2 separate regions of the Homo sapiens genome follow, and region 2 is linked to region 1. A link is a loop called in an ENCODE intact Hi-C map of the cell type or tissue named here. Cell type or tissue: ascending aorta. All regions are shown on one strand. Each heading gives the region's core, and the rest is flanking DNA. Links, peaks and the distances in the headings are about the cores only.

Region 1 (6,881 bases), core at 725-5,724:
ACCTCACTATTTAAAATACACTGTTGACTACCTAAAGATTTTTACACAAATAACTAACTCCTCCTCATACTCTGATGAGAAAGTAGTGGCTCCCAAAATTTATTAGCCTTAGTTTGTGTATGCTTAGAAAAGCAAAATTTAGACTGTTTAGAAACCAAATGCAAGTTCAGACTGCTGCAATTTGTAGCCTCTATCCTTCCATTTCTCCAGAATGTCTGAGTCCACATTTTTGTTCAATAAATAAATAATAGTGAACATAATCTGTTTTGGAGAGTACTGTAGCTCCTCACAGTCACTCGATTTCATTGTAGATACCTAAATTTGTTGGTTAGTAACAATATTGTGTAGGAAAGAATAACACAAACTTAAGAGCAAAGCTAAGTTGAAATCTCAGCTCTCTGCTTACTTGCTATGAGACTTTGATCAAATTTACTTACTCTGCCCCAGTTTTCTCATCTGTAAAACAAATCATTCTTGTACTTGCTTCATCAGGTTGTAAAAGTTAAATAAGGTTAATATGAGTTCATAGTAGAGTGCCTGGCACATAGGAAGACTATATAAATGTTTGCTGTTACCATTGCTAACTAAATTCCTTCTGAGAGCTTTGTCCTAAAATTAGAATATAGAAGAGGATCCCAATATGTTTTTATTTAGAAATTTTTAAGACCGGATCATTGAGTACACAAAATGTCTGTTCGATCCCTTTTTGTTGGTAGTTTTGGCTAGTTTTAGTAGTCAACACATACAGCCAGGCATGGTGGCTCATGCCTGTAATCCCAGCACTTTGGGAGGCTGAGACAGGCGGAACACCTAAGGTCAGGAGTTCGAGACCAGCCTGGCCAACAGGGTGAAACCCCGTCTCTACTAAAAATACAAAATTAGCCGGGTGTGGTGGCACAAGCCTGTAATCCAAGCTATTCGGGAGGCTGAGGCAGAATTGCTTGAACCTGGGAGGCGAAGGTTGCAGTGAGCCAAAATCATGCCATTGCACTCCAGCCTGGGCAAAAAGAGTGAAACTCTGTCTCAAAAAAAAAAAAGAAAGTAATCAGCACATATGGACAAATTTAGGAATGAACCACTGAACAAACCTAAGGCATCTCCAAATCAAAGGGTAGTAATGAATATGCAGGTTTTTCTTGGTGAAACAGGTTGGTGTGGTTTATATATTCTGTTCATATTACTTAGTGTTCTTAATCACTCTATAACTTAACATCCTAAGGCCCTAATATACAGAAATTTCATTTATCTCTGATATGAAGAGATCATGGAATACAAAGTCACCTTGGCACAGGATCTTACAATATCCAGTGGACTTAAATGTACAGAATTGGAAGGCAGAAGGCATGGGCTCCAATTCTGATGTGGGCTGCACTCTATGATGAGACCTCAGGAGAATCTTAATCATACAGTGAAGTGAAAATGAGGATGGGCTCCGGAGGCTTGACTCGGCAAGTCAGTCAACCTCCCTTAGCCTCAGTTTACTCATATATAAAATGGGTATACTAATATCTACCCTTTCTTCTTTTTGGAGTTATTGTGAGCATCACAACAAATATTCCATTTTATTGTCACTATATATTCAGAAGGTGTATCTGTTCCACTAGATTAATTTCACAGAGGCAAGCAAGGGCTGTGGCTTAAAAAAAAGAATTGTAGCCTGATTTGAAAAAAAAAAAAAAAAAAGTTGACATCCACCAAATATTTGTTGAACTGAGATGTTATTCACATGACAAAATATGTGTGAAAATGTGATACAACATTAAGCAATGTCATAAAATCAGCCAAGTGTACTAGCAAGTGGCCACAGTGACCAAAGATGTGCTGATTAACAAAGAAGTTTAAAGTAGCATAAAGAAATAAAATGTGGTCTTTTGAATATGACCTCAGACAATATAGTGATTTTGATGCATCAGCAAGTTCCAAGCCATCTGTGCCTTGATGTGCCAAGACAGCTTCTTGAACAGCTTCCTCAGCATTATCTACATGTCACACTCAACATTAAAAGGCAAAACAAAATCAGCAAAAAGTTGGGAGATGAAACCATCTCACTACCAACAAAGCTATGTTGCTACTGTTCAACTCTCTGGAGCTAGACAAGTGTAGGGGTAGAATGATTCTATAATTTTAAAGCTCCTGTAATGTGATGAGTTACAAAGAAACCAGGACAACTTAAGCAGGCATTGAAAACATAGTGGTGACATTGGTGATAGCACAGCTTCTAGCACATGGCAGAACTGTGGTTGACTGAGACATGTCAGCCACAGACAGGCCAACTTTGAGGGCCACATTTATTTCATAGTATCTAGCAGCAGAAACAGCTGAAGGAAAGCAGCTTGGCTAACAGATTGGTGCATATTCTTTAAGGAGCCATAGCTCAGAACTGTTCACCAGGCCCCACAAGCACATTCACAACATTTAGAACGAAGATGTGAAACATTCAAAAGGGGCATTACTGAAAATAAACAGCAAAAGTCAATTTTGGAAAGGGTCAACTGGAAAATATTGCCCTGAAATAAAGAGTATTAAACTAACAGTGCTATAACAAGTTATTATGAATATAGCTTCCTAGTAAAACTATATAAGGCTTTATTTTTGTTTTGTTTTATATTAGGGAGAGTTTTGGGTTTTTTGGGAGTTCTTTTAGTATTTTAGGTTTGAGGGAGATTTTGCAAGAACAAAAGGAAAACTGAACTTAAAAGATGTTTTATTTAATACAGAAAATTGTATTTTTTATCTTTTACTTGTTTTTGAAAGGTAGCCAAAATCCAAACAAAGGACTGAGTTAATTTAGGGCAAAATAATAATATCATCAACTACTAGTTTTGAGCACAATATGCCAGGCACTGAGCTAGGTGTTTTACATGTATTATCTTATTTGTTACTCACATAATCCCTGTTAGAGAGAAAGCACTATTCCCATTTGCAGGTCAAGAAACTGAGACTCAGAGAGGTGAATTTATCCAAGTCACATTGCTAATAAGTGATAAAGACTTTATTCTAATCCCTGGTTCTTGCCACTCACCATGAAGGTCTAAAGGGAGTGAAAAGAGAAGACAGGATAATCATGAAAACATGATAGGATGGAAATGAGAGCCGTAAAAGAAGGAAAGAAGAGAGTAGAAAAGGGAAGGGTAAGGAAGGAGACCAGGCATTGAGAAAGAGAAAGAATTCTTTAGACTGATTGGGTCCCTTAGAGTGGTAATATTCTCAGTGACCATGATCATTCCATATCATCTTAGCTGATGCTCTTTTGAGTCCTGTGGAACATCTTACCAGACAGGCCCACTTCCCACCTTATGTAGTACTTTCCAAGGGCTATTTCAAAGCAGAGGTTACACAAGAAATTTGCCACATGTCTTGACAGCTTCCAGGAGCTGGAAGGAAATCAGATTTGGATTATCTAAATTTAAATTTAAATGTATCCTCAATGTATGTTCTCTAACTGTATACTGGCTTTGCAAAAAAAAAATCTATAATTTTAATTCACAGGAAAGCAGATGGGATCTGTCATGGAGGGATAAAACACAAGAAACATGTCCAAATATAAGAAAAAACAACAGTTGTTTTCTTGTGCACTAATTTTATAGTACAAGTATCTGTCACTGTGTATACACAAGCTGTTATTCATAAAAAATACAATATTTATTCAGCAAATACTGTGTGACTTGTATGTATTTAATGACCAGAAGGAGCCTAAAAAGTTGATACTATAATGAATAAATACCCACTTTAAAGGTGAGAAAACTGAGGCTCAGAATACTAAATAACCTGAGGACACTGGCTAATAAGTAGCAGAACTGGAAGCAGCAGAGGTGATCTGCAGCAGCTGTGACCAGAGAAGAAATCTATGCTGTGATAAATAGTATGAGGAGAAAAATGGGGCAAAAAATGCAAGTATAACATTGTTTTAAAATGAAATGCAAAGTGCATGTAGCATGAAAAGGGAGGGAAGAAAGGTCTTGTAAATCTTTTGAGTAAAGAATGAAAATTACTGTATATACTTTATACTCTAAGGCTTAAATTAAGTAGGTTGTTTTTCTAATTTTCCCTTTTTATTTCTAATTTTGTGGGCTAAAATGACCCATTCAGCTCAGCCGTTGGAATTAATACTGTTTGTCCTGATGGTTTCTCTGAGTAATGCTAAGTTCCACACTGCAGGGTTACTGTCTCAATGAAAGGTGGGTGTGTTATTTGGTCATTTTTTTTCCTCTTGGAAGTTAATAAAGTCAACATTAACCATGGCCATGTAACCACAGAATGGGCAGTTTCTTAAAGGCTCATGGTTTGGATCTTTTCCTGCAAAAACTCCCACTTCTATAGTTATATTTAGTGTTCTAACTGCCTGAATAGCTGGCTTGCTATGGACCCATGTGTCAGGCCTGTTTGCAGCTGAGTTTGTCTGCTTCAACGGAACCTCAATGCCAAGAGTGTGTGGTTCCCAATGGACAGCCTGCCGAGTTCAGCCTCTCATTTCTTCTCCAGAAATCTCCCTCAGTTTAGCATTGCCGATTTGATGCCATATGGCCCTGCAGTTCTCAAAACTGTTTACTTGATATTTACAATTTTTTAAAAATCTTGTCCATGTGCTTAACTCTGAAAGTAATGTAGTATCATCAACATGTGTGGTATGGACCTATCCTGATGACTGTTTGTATAGATGTGATTGAATTTTTTTAAGTACTGCCCCTGCACAAGAGCTAGTTTTTTTAATGTCAGTGCAGCTGTTTTAACTTGAAAAGAAAAGAAAAGCACAAACATTTTATCCTCTAAAACTTTTTAATTTTCAAAGACATAGGACATTTAAAGAGATGTAATGTTTCTGAAACTGGTATATAGTAGACTCCCTACTTCTATTCTCCTCTAACTTTTAAGAATTGAATACAGTTCCTGAGTTGAAATGTTGCATAGTTACATACAAACTTTTCAAACCAAAATTTATGTTATTGCTCAACTCCTCCTAATCTTTGAAATGTTAAGTTATAATAGAAGCAGTAGCATTAGTAATAGAAACAAAAAGTAACTGTATATCTGTTCTCATGATCTCTCCCTAAGCTCAGTGAATTTTCCATGGACAAAGAAGCAGAGATGTCAAAAGGAAACAGTTGTGTTTTCCTGGGTTCATAGTAGCCCAACAAGTCATGGTAAATATTGTGTTTGCTCCTTATTTTATGCTGTAGCAACAATTCCACTTCCTATTACATAGGAAAACCTATTCTGCTGTTAAAAGAGGTCACTGAATGTATTTACTACAACATTAAGACCATTTTGTCCATGGAAATATTTTTTATTGTTCTGAGTCACTCTGGTTTGTGGAATTTTTACATGAGTTCCAGGACAAGGATGAGATGATATATTTATTTTACTTTGTATCCTCTTTAAATGTTTTTTGAATGCATGAATGTCAGGCTTGTTGTCAAAGTATTTCCATATTTTTATTACTTTAGAAGTAACTCTGCTCTATTTGTGTCTCTTAAACTCTTCACTGACAATTCACACTGTGTACTCAGCATGTTGTATTTTTGGAAGAACTACCTGCTTTGCCCAGTGTGATGTGATCTCTTGTTCCCTTGTCCCCTATTCGAGTCATCTCATTGTATGTCTTTACTATCCTAAAGGTTTTGCAGACCTTTGAAAATATTTAAATTGTTTTGTTGAGCTACTGGAAGGACTTGAATTAAATTGTGAGCTTCAATTTGTTATGCTTCACATTCATTTCTTATATTAAAGTAAGCCTCAATAGAAGTGTTCCTTAATTCAACCCAGAATATCTCTGTGCTTTAGACATGCCCTGGAATCATACAAATTCCTGAAATTTATTTTCAAATATTCATTGGTTTGATTGTAATTGTTGAACTTGTTAATCACCTCTAAGGAACTAGGTTTTAAAAGATGGGTAATCATATTAACTGTTTGAATATAACTAACACAGTTTACATTTACAGAGAAGCAAAGGATGTTTTGACATTTTACAAAATATTTGAATAGAAAACAGTGATTGTCCTATGGGTTGAGATTTCAAATTACGAGTTATTGATATTCCTTCCATGTATTATACTGTGTGTGTGTGTGCAATTCTGACTAAATGACTGACATAAGATTTAAAATGGAATCTTGTATTTCCTGGCAAGGGTAGGATAATTGGGTGCTTTGCCTCCCACCTTCCTTTACTCATGTGCCCTAACTAGTCAGCCTCCAATAGTGTGCTAACTGGTCAGAATTGGGTGCCTTGCCTCCCACCTTCCTTTACTCATGTGCCCTAACTAGTCAGCCTCCAACAATGCCCTAACTGGTTAGCCTCCAATAGTGTGCTAACTGGTCAGACTCCAGCAATATCCTAACTAGTCAACCTCTAACAAATGCCCTAACTTGTCAGCCTCCAACAGTGGCCGAACTGGTCAGCTTCCAATGGTGCATTAACTGGTCGTACTCCAACAGTGTCTTAACTAGTCGGCCTCCAACAGTATTGTAACTACTCAGCTTTCTACAGAAAAAAATGACACTGTATTGACTCAATCTTACACTAGAAGGGAACAAAATAAACAATTTTTAACAGATCATTTCTTCTCTTACAAATGATCATGACTGGTCATACATTATATATTCACAAGGATGGGTGTGTATATGAGTGTGGATGTGTGTGGGTGTGTGCACGAGAGCTTGATTTAGTGTTTAGATGTTTTGGATGTTTTTTTCTTGTTAGGAAATTGTAGCATAGTAATCTGAATCATTTTATTTTCAACAGGTTGACATGATGAAAGAAGCATTAGAAAAACTTCAGCTCAATATAGTAGAGATGAAAGATGAAAATGCAACTTTAGATGGCGGAGATGTTTTATTCACAGGTATAGTTGTATTTATTTTTTCTATCCAAGAATATTTTT
Region 2 (6,881 bases), core at 904-5,903, 49 kb after region 1:
GGTTTAATCTGGGCTTGGAAGGACAGCTCTGGCTTCAATAGGTTGAGATGGGACTACAGGTTGTCTAGGCTGAGGGAGCCGCAGAAGCAAAGGCATGGAGGTGGGAGAGCATCGTGTTCACTTCAGAAGCAAGTATTTGAGCCCCTGTTACATGCCAGTTAACTTTGCTAGGCCCTGAGGATACAGTGGTGACAGTCCCTACCCTCCTGGAATGTACATGCAACAGGGAAGACTGACATTGAACAAGTTAGGGCAAGGGGAATGAACATTATTAAAGGAGAATGGGGTGCTTAGAGCAGACCATAGGGTCAAGCAAGCGGATTTATTTGGCTGAAACACAGGGTAAGTGTAAGAGCATGGTGAGACAACATTGGTTGGAACATTGAGGGCCTTGCCTGCTGAGTTAGGATATTTGGACTGAAATTGGCAGTCTGCCAGGATCCCCTGAAGACTTTTCAGTCAAGAAGTGATATTATTGGAGCTTGATCTGGCAGCATTATATAGGATGACTGGGAACTGAGAAAGACTGGTGTTTCGCCAAGCTTAATTTCTCCAAGTTTAATTTGTTATTTAAATATCTCTTCTTACCACCAAAATGGAGCCTGAAAGCCTGGCAATTAAGTCTCTTTATATTTTCTTTCCTGAAGAACAGATTAATAACACCTTCCCCTCCCAACTCCGAAGGGACATTTTCAAGGCAAATGCGATAAAAGAACTGAAGGGTTCTTTGGATGAAAGAGATAATGTAAATATCATTATCATCATCATTATACTTATTAACTCCGATCACAGCAAGCTTAGATCCCATTAAAATGTCATCTTCTATTTGAAACGTCAATCACCTACTCCAGAAATAACTCGGGATTTTCATCACGGATGCCTCTAAGCTGGCCTGACGGCTTCCGTGGTGAATTCACAGGTTTCCCTGGTAGCTGACATGGCTGTGCCACAGACATACTTGCATTAGGAAACTGTTGGCTAATCGGAATGTTCCCTGTCTCCCTTCCCCCTCCAAACCCTCATTTCTAAGTTAGTGAAAGCTAGGCCACTTATAGCACAAGATAACTGGGGTTATCAGGCTTTTAGGAGGACGGGTAAGTGCCAAATATATTACTGTCACTATAAATAAATAAAAGATTCAAACAAGTATGAACTTGGTAAAATATTGCCTGAGCTGGCGTGTGACATGAATGCCTAAAAGCAATGATGGGTCTCTAGGTCTTGGGAGGCCCCCTCTATTTATAAATGGAAAGTTTAGTCATTTTGGCTATGAATACTGAGAAAGAGCTTGAGTGAATTAACACAGGCCTAAGGAGGTAGCTTGCTGCCCCAACTTTATTGAAGTCTAATTGACAAATAAAAATGGTATATATTTAAGGTGTACAACTTGATGCTTAGAAAGACATTGTGAAATAATCACAGTCAAGTCAATTAACATAGCCTTCACCTAACAGAGTTATCACTTTCTTTTTTTTTCTTTTTTTTTGGTGATAAATATTTAAAATCTTTCCTTTTAGCAAATTTCAAGTATGTAATAGAATATTGTTAACTATAATCACATTGCAATACATTTGATCTCCAGCATTTTTCTATCTTGAAAACTGAAACTTTCTGCCCTTTGGCATCTCCCCATTTCTCACTTTAAAAGCACTTTAAAAGCAGGAACTTTAAATTCCTGCTCATGGACAAGAAAGCTTATTTATTAGCTAAGGCTTTGAGGTAAGAACTCAGAGGATGACCATTCAAAATTAAACTAGGACCCTATATGCTATAGGTTGAATGTGCCTCTATCCCACCAGGGTACAAAGACTGCATATTTCACATTGATGGAGGAAAAGCTCAGGAACCAAACAAGTTCTGATTTCAAGCAACAGTCTAGCTGTGTAAAAGGAGCTAGTGGAATAAATACTGATTCACAGGGCCACAGAGGCTTAAAATTCCAGGGAAGGATGTGAGCAAAGTCATCATTTTGTTTACAGGGGACCCAGATGAGGGTATGAGGTCCCCTAGAGTTAATGCTAAGACAGTAACATGGGGTTTGCTTCTTTCCAGGCTTGATAATAATTGGGAGAGACAGAAGGAATGTTGTTAGCAGGGCAAGATATAATAGTATCAAGGAGTCTGTTAGGAAATATAATTCATTCCCACTTGGTTCAAATAAAGAGATGACCTTAATGAAGGTCTGTTTCAGAAGTATGGGTGTTAAGGGTAAAAACAAGGGGTGGTAAGACACCCGGAAAACAGATGTCAGCAGCACTCCTAGGCCCAGCAGGACAAGGACAGAAAATTGTGCTGCAAAATATAAGACAGAGAAGGCAGGGCCACAGACCCAGCCAGAGAGCAGAGAAGAAGTACCTTAACCTCTTTCTCTCCTAACTCTGATCTGCTGGTGCTCCCCATTGGCTGAACACAACCACAAGATGCAGTTGGGGGCTCAGGGGATGCCTCCAGCCTAGGAGGTCAGCGTTCTAGGGCAGAGAACTGGCAGAGAAGGGCAGAGGATGGATCTGGAGAGTCAGAGGATATCAGCACAAGGCCACTGTGAAAATGAGCTCTTAGCCTATCAGACAGTGGTCATAACCAACTCTGTAAATTTACAAGTCTCTGTAAATTTAAATAATTTATTATTTCAGTTATCATTTAATAACTCTTGGCAGATTCCTTAGGCACATGCCAGTTCTGTGGTCTGGTCCTCCCTCCCTCAACATCAGAAAATAATTGGAGCAGAATCAACACCAGAACATGAGTATGCACGGCCTGAGGGTGGAAGAACGTTGCATTCCAGACCCATGAGTCCTGGACCTCTTTAGTAAGCACTGTGTTATTTCTAAAATTAGAGCAGTCTCTTGGGCACCTGGTATCCCAAAACAGCTAGTTGCCTTTTTGTAGCATGCCCATGACCTTCTGGTAACATAAAGTTGTTTAGGATCCTGAAGTACCTCTTTTCTGTTTCCTTTTGTTTGTACATCCTGCTCATCTTGGCAGGCACAGCTGTTTTGGTTTTACTTGGTCATATTGCTTATGGGGATAATAGTCAGTCTAAACTAATAGTAGTGAATTCCCCTTTCCTGGGGTGTTCAAGTAGCATTTGAAGGACCATGTGCAGGAGTGGTCCTTCTATCCACTAACATCTGATATACTTAACATCCATACCAAGGTATTCCTTTCCCACCCTGGAATCTTTTAGTAGGCCTTTGTACTATATTCTGATTCTGGGTGACTTTCGTTTCCCCTCTACTACCCCTAGTCTCCCAAATAGATGAACATTGCCCTCATCTAGTGTTTTAGTTCATTTTCTGTGGCTTATAACAGAATACCACACACTGGGTAAATGATAAACAATAGAAGTTTATTTGGCTCATGATTCTGGATCTGGGAAGTCCTAGAGCATGGTACCAGCATCTAACAAGGTTCATCCCATGGTGGAAGGCGGAAGCAAGTGCACAAGACAGAGGCACTAGGGATCAGGCTTACCTTATAACTACCCATTCCCATGATAACTAACCCACTCCCATGACAATGACATTAATGCATTTGTGAAGGCACCACCCTCATGACCCAATCACTTCTTCTTAGGCCTCACTTCCAAACACTGTTGTTTTAATGATTAAGTTTCCAATGCTTAAACCTTTGGGGAACACATTCAAATCACAGCATCTACTAAATGACAGTAGTAAGGGTTACAGCTTCAATATGGTAGCATGAAGAGGTCTATGGATTCACTCCCAAGTGAAACTGGCAATTCCTCAAGGATCTAGAACTAGAAATACCATTTGACCCAGCCATCCCATTACTGGGTATATACCCAAAGAATTATAAATCATTCTACTATAAAGACACATGCACACATATGCTTATCGCGGCACTATTCACAATAGCAAAGACTTGGAACCAACCCAAATGCCCATCAATGATAGACTAGATAAAGAAAATGTGGCACATACACACCATGGAATACTATGTGGCCATAAAACAGGATGAATTCATGTCCTTTGCAGGGACATGGATGAAGCTGGAAACCATCATTCTCAACAAACTAACACAAAAACAGAAAACCAAACACCACATGTTCTCACACATAAGTGGAAGTTGAACAATGAAAACACATGGACACAGGGAGGGGAACATCACATACCAGGGCCTGTTGGGTCGGGGGGTGGGGGAAGGACAGCATTAGGAGAAAGACCCAATGTAGATGACAGGTTGATGGGTGCAGCAAACCACCATGGCACACGTATACCTATGTAACAAACCTGCACATTCTGCACATGTACCCCAGAACTTAAAGTATAATAATAAAAATAAATAAATATTTAAAGTCTCTGGAAATGGTCATAAATGTACATAGCAAATGAAGAAACATTTATTCAAGAAAATCTATTAAAACTTGGTAAGATCAGTGAATCAGTGATTTTGACCCAAGACCCACACCCTTCCTCCCCGCTCACAGCTCAGTGAGGCAGAAGCTCCACACCTTAGGGTAGAGCTAAGAACACAAGGCTCCTTTTCTCCACAGATCCTAATTGAAAGTCAGTCTTCCTGGGGAGAGACAGGATGTCAGCATTGCTTATCCTGCCATTCCCACTCATGACCTAATGCTGAGACTAAGTTCTGGGTGAGTGTTGCCAGGAGGGTCTCTTTTCTTCCTCCAAGCCCGAACTCTCAGGGGACAGAGGCTCCACTCTGAGAGCATGGTACCAATATGATACAGGGAGCCTGAATGTCCTTGCCTTGGCTCATGGGGCAGGAGTTCTAACCCAGAGAAGCAAACCAAAAAGACCTGAGTCTGTTGCCTCCTCTCTACCTGGCACTGAGAAACAAAAACAAGGTTGTCATTCAGAGAGAAGTGAACCATATTTTCCCTGCCCTCAATCCCGCAGAGGATGGCTCAGAGATTTTCCCCAGGGGCACAATCAGGCCGTGGAAGGAAGAGCTCTGAATCCCTCCCTAGAGAACTGACTTCATTTGCAACAGAGTGTGAAGTTCAAGTCTAAGTGTGCTCTCAAAAACAGTTGTGGTTGTGGTGAAAGGCAATAGAGAGGAAATTGGTAGATTCCTTGGAGGTAAAGGCTAAATTGTAGGCATCCAGATCAGAGAGGAAGAGGTAAAACTATCTCTATTTAACATGCTTGTCTATATGGAAAATCCTAAGAAATCCACTAAAAATATATTAAAATTAATAAATGAGGCTGGGCACGGTGGCTCACGCCTATAATCCCAGCACTTTGGGAGGCCGAGGTGAGCGGATCATCTGAGCTCAGGTTTCGAGACCAGCCTGGGCAACATAGTGAAACCCCATCTCTACTAAAAATACAAAAAATTAGCCTGGCATGATGGCGCACGCCTGTGGTCCAAGCTATTTGGGGGGCTGAGGTGGGAGGATGGCTTCAGCCCAAGAGGCAGAGGTTGCAGTGAGCCGAGATCACACCACTGCACTCCAATCTGGGTGACAGAGTGAGACCTCATCTCAAAAAAAAAAAAAAAGAATTCAGCAAGATTTTAAGATAAAAGATCAATATATTAAAAATTGTGTTTCTACACATTTGCAGTGAACAAATCCAAAAATAAGATTAAGAAAACAATTCCATTTATAATTGCATCCGAAAGAATAAAACACTTAGCAATAAATTTAGTAAAAGTCCAAAACTTATTCTCCGATAATTACAAAACATTGTTGAAAGAAGTTAAATATCTAAATAGATGGAAAAACTGCTTATGTTCATGTATTAGAAGACTTAATATTGTTAGGATGACAACACTCCTCAAGTTGATAAACCGATTAAATGCAAGCCCAATTAGAATCCCAGCTGGCTGCTTTGTAGAAACTGACAGGCTGATTCTAAATTTCACATGGAATTACAAGGGGCCTCAAATAGCCAAAACAATATTGAAAAGAAGAATAAGCTTGGGGGACTCGCACTCCCAATTTCAAAACTTTAAAAGCAACAGTAATCAAGACCATGCAGTACTGGCGTAAAGATAAACATATAGATGAATGGAATAGAATTGAAAGTCCAGAAATAAGTCCATGTCTCTATGGTCAACTGATTTTCAACAAGGGTACCACGACTATTCAGAGGGGAAAGGACAGTCTTCTCAACTGCTGCTGGGACAACTGGATACCCACATATCCAGCAAAAGAATGAATGAAGTTGGATCCTTTCTTCACACCATATACAAAAAGTAACTCAAAATGAATCAAAGACCTAAATATAAGAGCTAAAATATAAAACTCAGAAGAAAACTTAGTGATAAATTTTCATAACCTCAGAATTGCCACTTACATATGACACCAAAAGCACAAGCAACAAAAGAAAAACTAAATTGAACAACATCAAAATTTAAAACTTGTGCTTCAAAAGACACTGTCAAGAAAAGGAAAGACAGGCACGGTAGTGCACACCTATAGTCTCAGCTTCTCGGGAGGGTGAGGCAGGAGGATCCCTTGAGCCCAGGAGTTCGAGGCTGCAGTAAGCTATGATCTCACCATTGCACTCCAGCCTGGGTGACAAAGTGAGATCCCATCTCTTAAAAAACAAACAACTGAAAAGATAACCCACTGAACCAGAGAAAACATTTGCAAATTATATATCTGATAAGGGACTTCTATCTAAAATACATAATGAACTCTTACAGCTTGATAATAGAAAAGACAGTTTGAAAACAGGCAAAGGATCAGAGACATTTTTCCAAAGAAGATATACAAATGGCCAACAGCCACATGAGAAAGATGTTTGACATCATCAGTCATCGGGGATGTGCACATCAAAATCACAATGAGATATCACGTCATACCCACTAGAATGGCTAGAATCAGAGTCAGGTAATAGCAAACATTGGTAAGGAGGTGGAGAAATCATACCCTCCTAATGAGAATGTCA

What was found. Peaks named below come from ENCODE experiments on the same cell type or tissue, not always from the same donor. Only the 100,000 strongest peaks of a DNase experiment are listed, where the experiment ranks them.
Region 2: a loop joins it to region 1, with 2.3 times the contacts of the local background. A loop is called at or near these places in 4 of 110 quality-filtered maps.

Annotation. Positions count from the first base shown.
Region 1 is chr1:85,358,709-85,365,589 of GRCh38, reverse strand. DDAH1 (dimethylarginine dimethylaminohydrolase 1) reads left to right here. Exons shown (of 6, transcript NM_012137.4): 2 at 6,743-6,842. Among named protein-coding and RNA genes, the nearest start is that of BCL10, 86 kb to the right of the region's middle. In ascending aorta, for the core only: no CTCF peak of the experiment used is centred there; no DNase peak of the experiment used is centred there; H3K27ac peaks cover 1,805 bases.
Region 2 is chr1:85,310,054-85,316,934 of GRCh38, reverse strand. No RefSeq gene overlaps it. Among named protein-coding and RNA genes, the nearest start is that of BCL10, 37 kb to the right of the region's middle. In ascending aorta, for the core only: no CTCF peak of the experiment used is centred there; a DNase peak (open chromatin) is centred at 2,784; H3K27ac peaks cover 2,480 bases.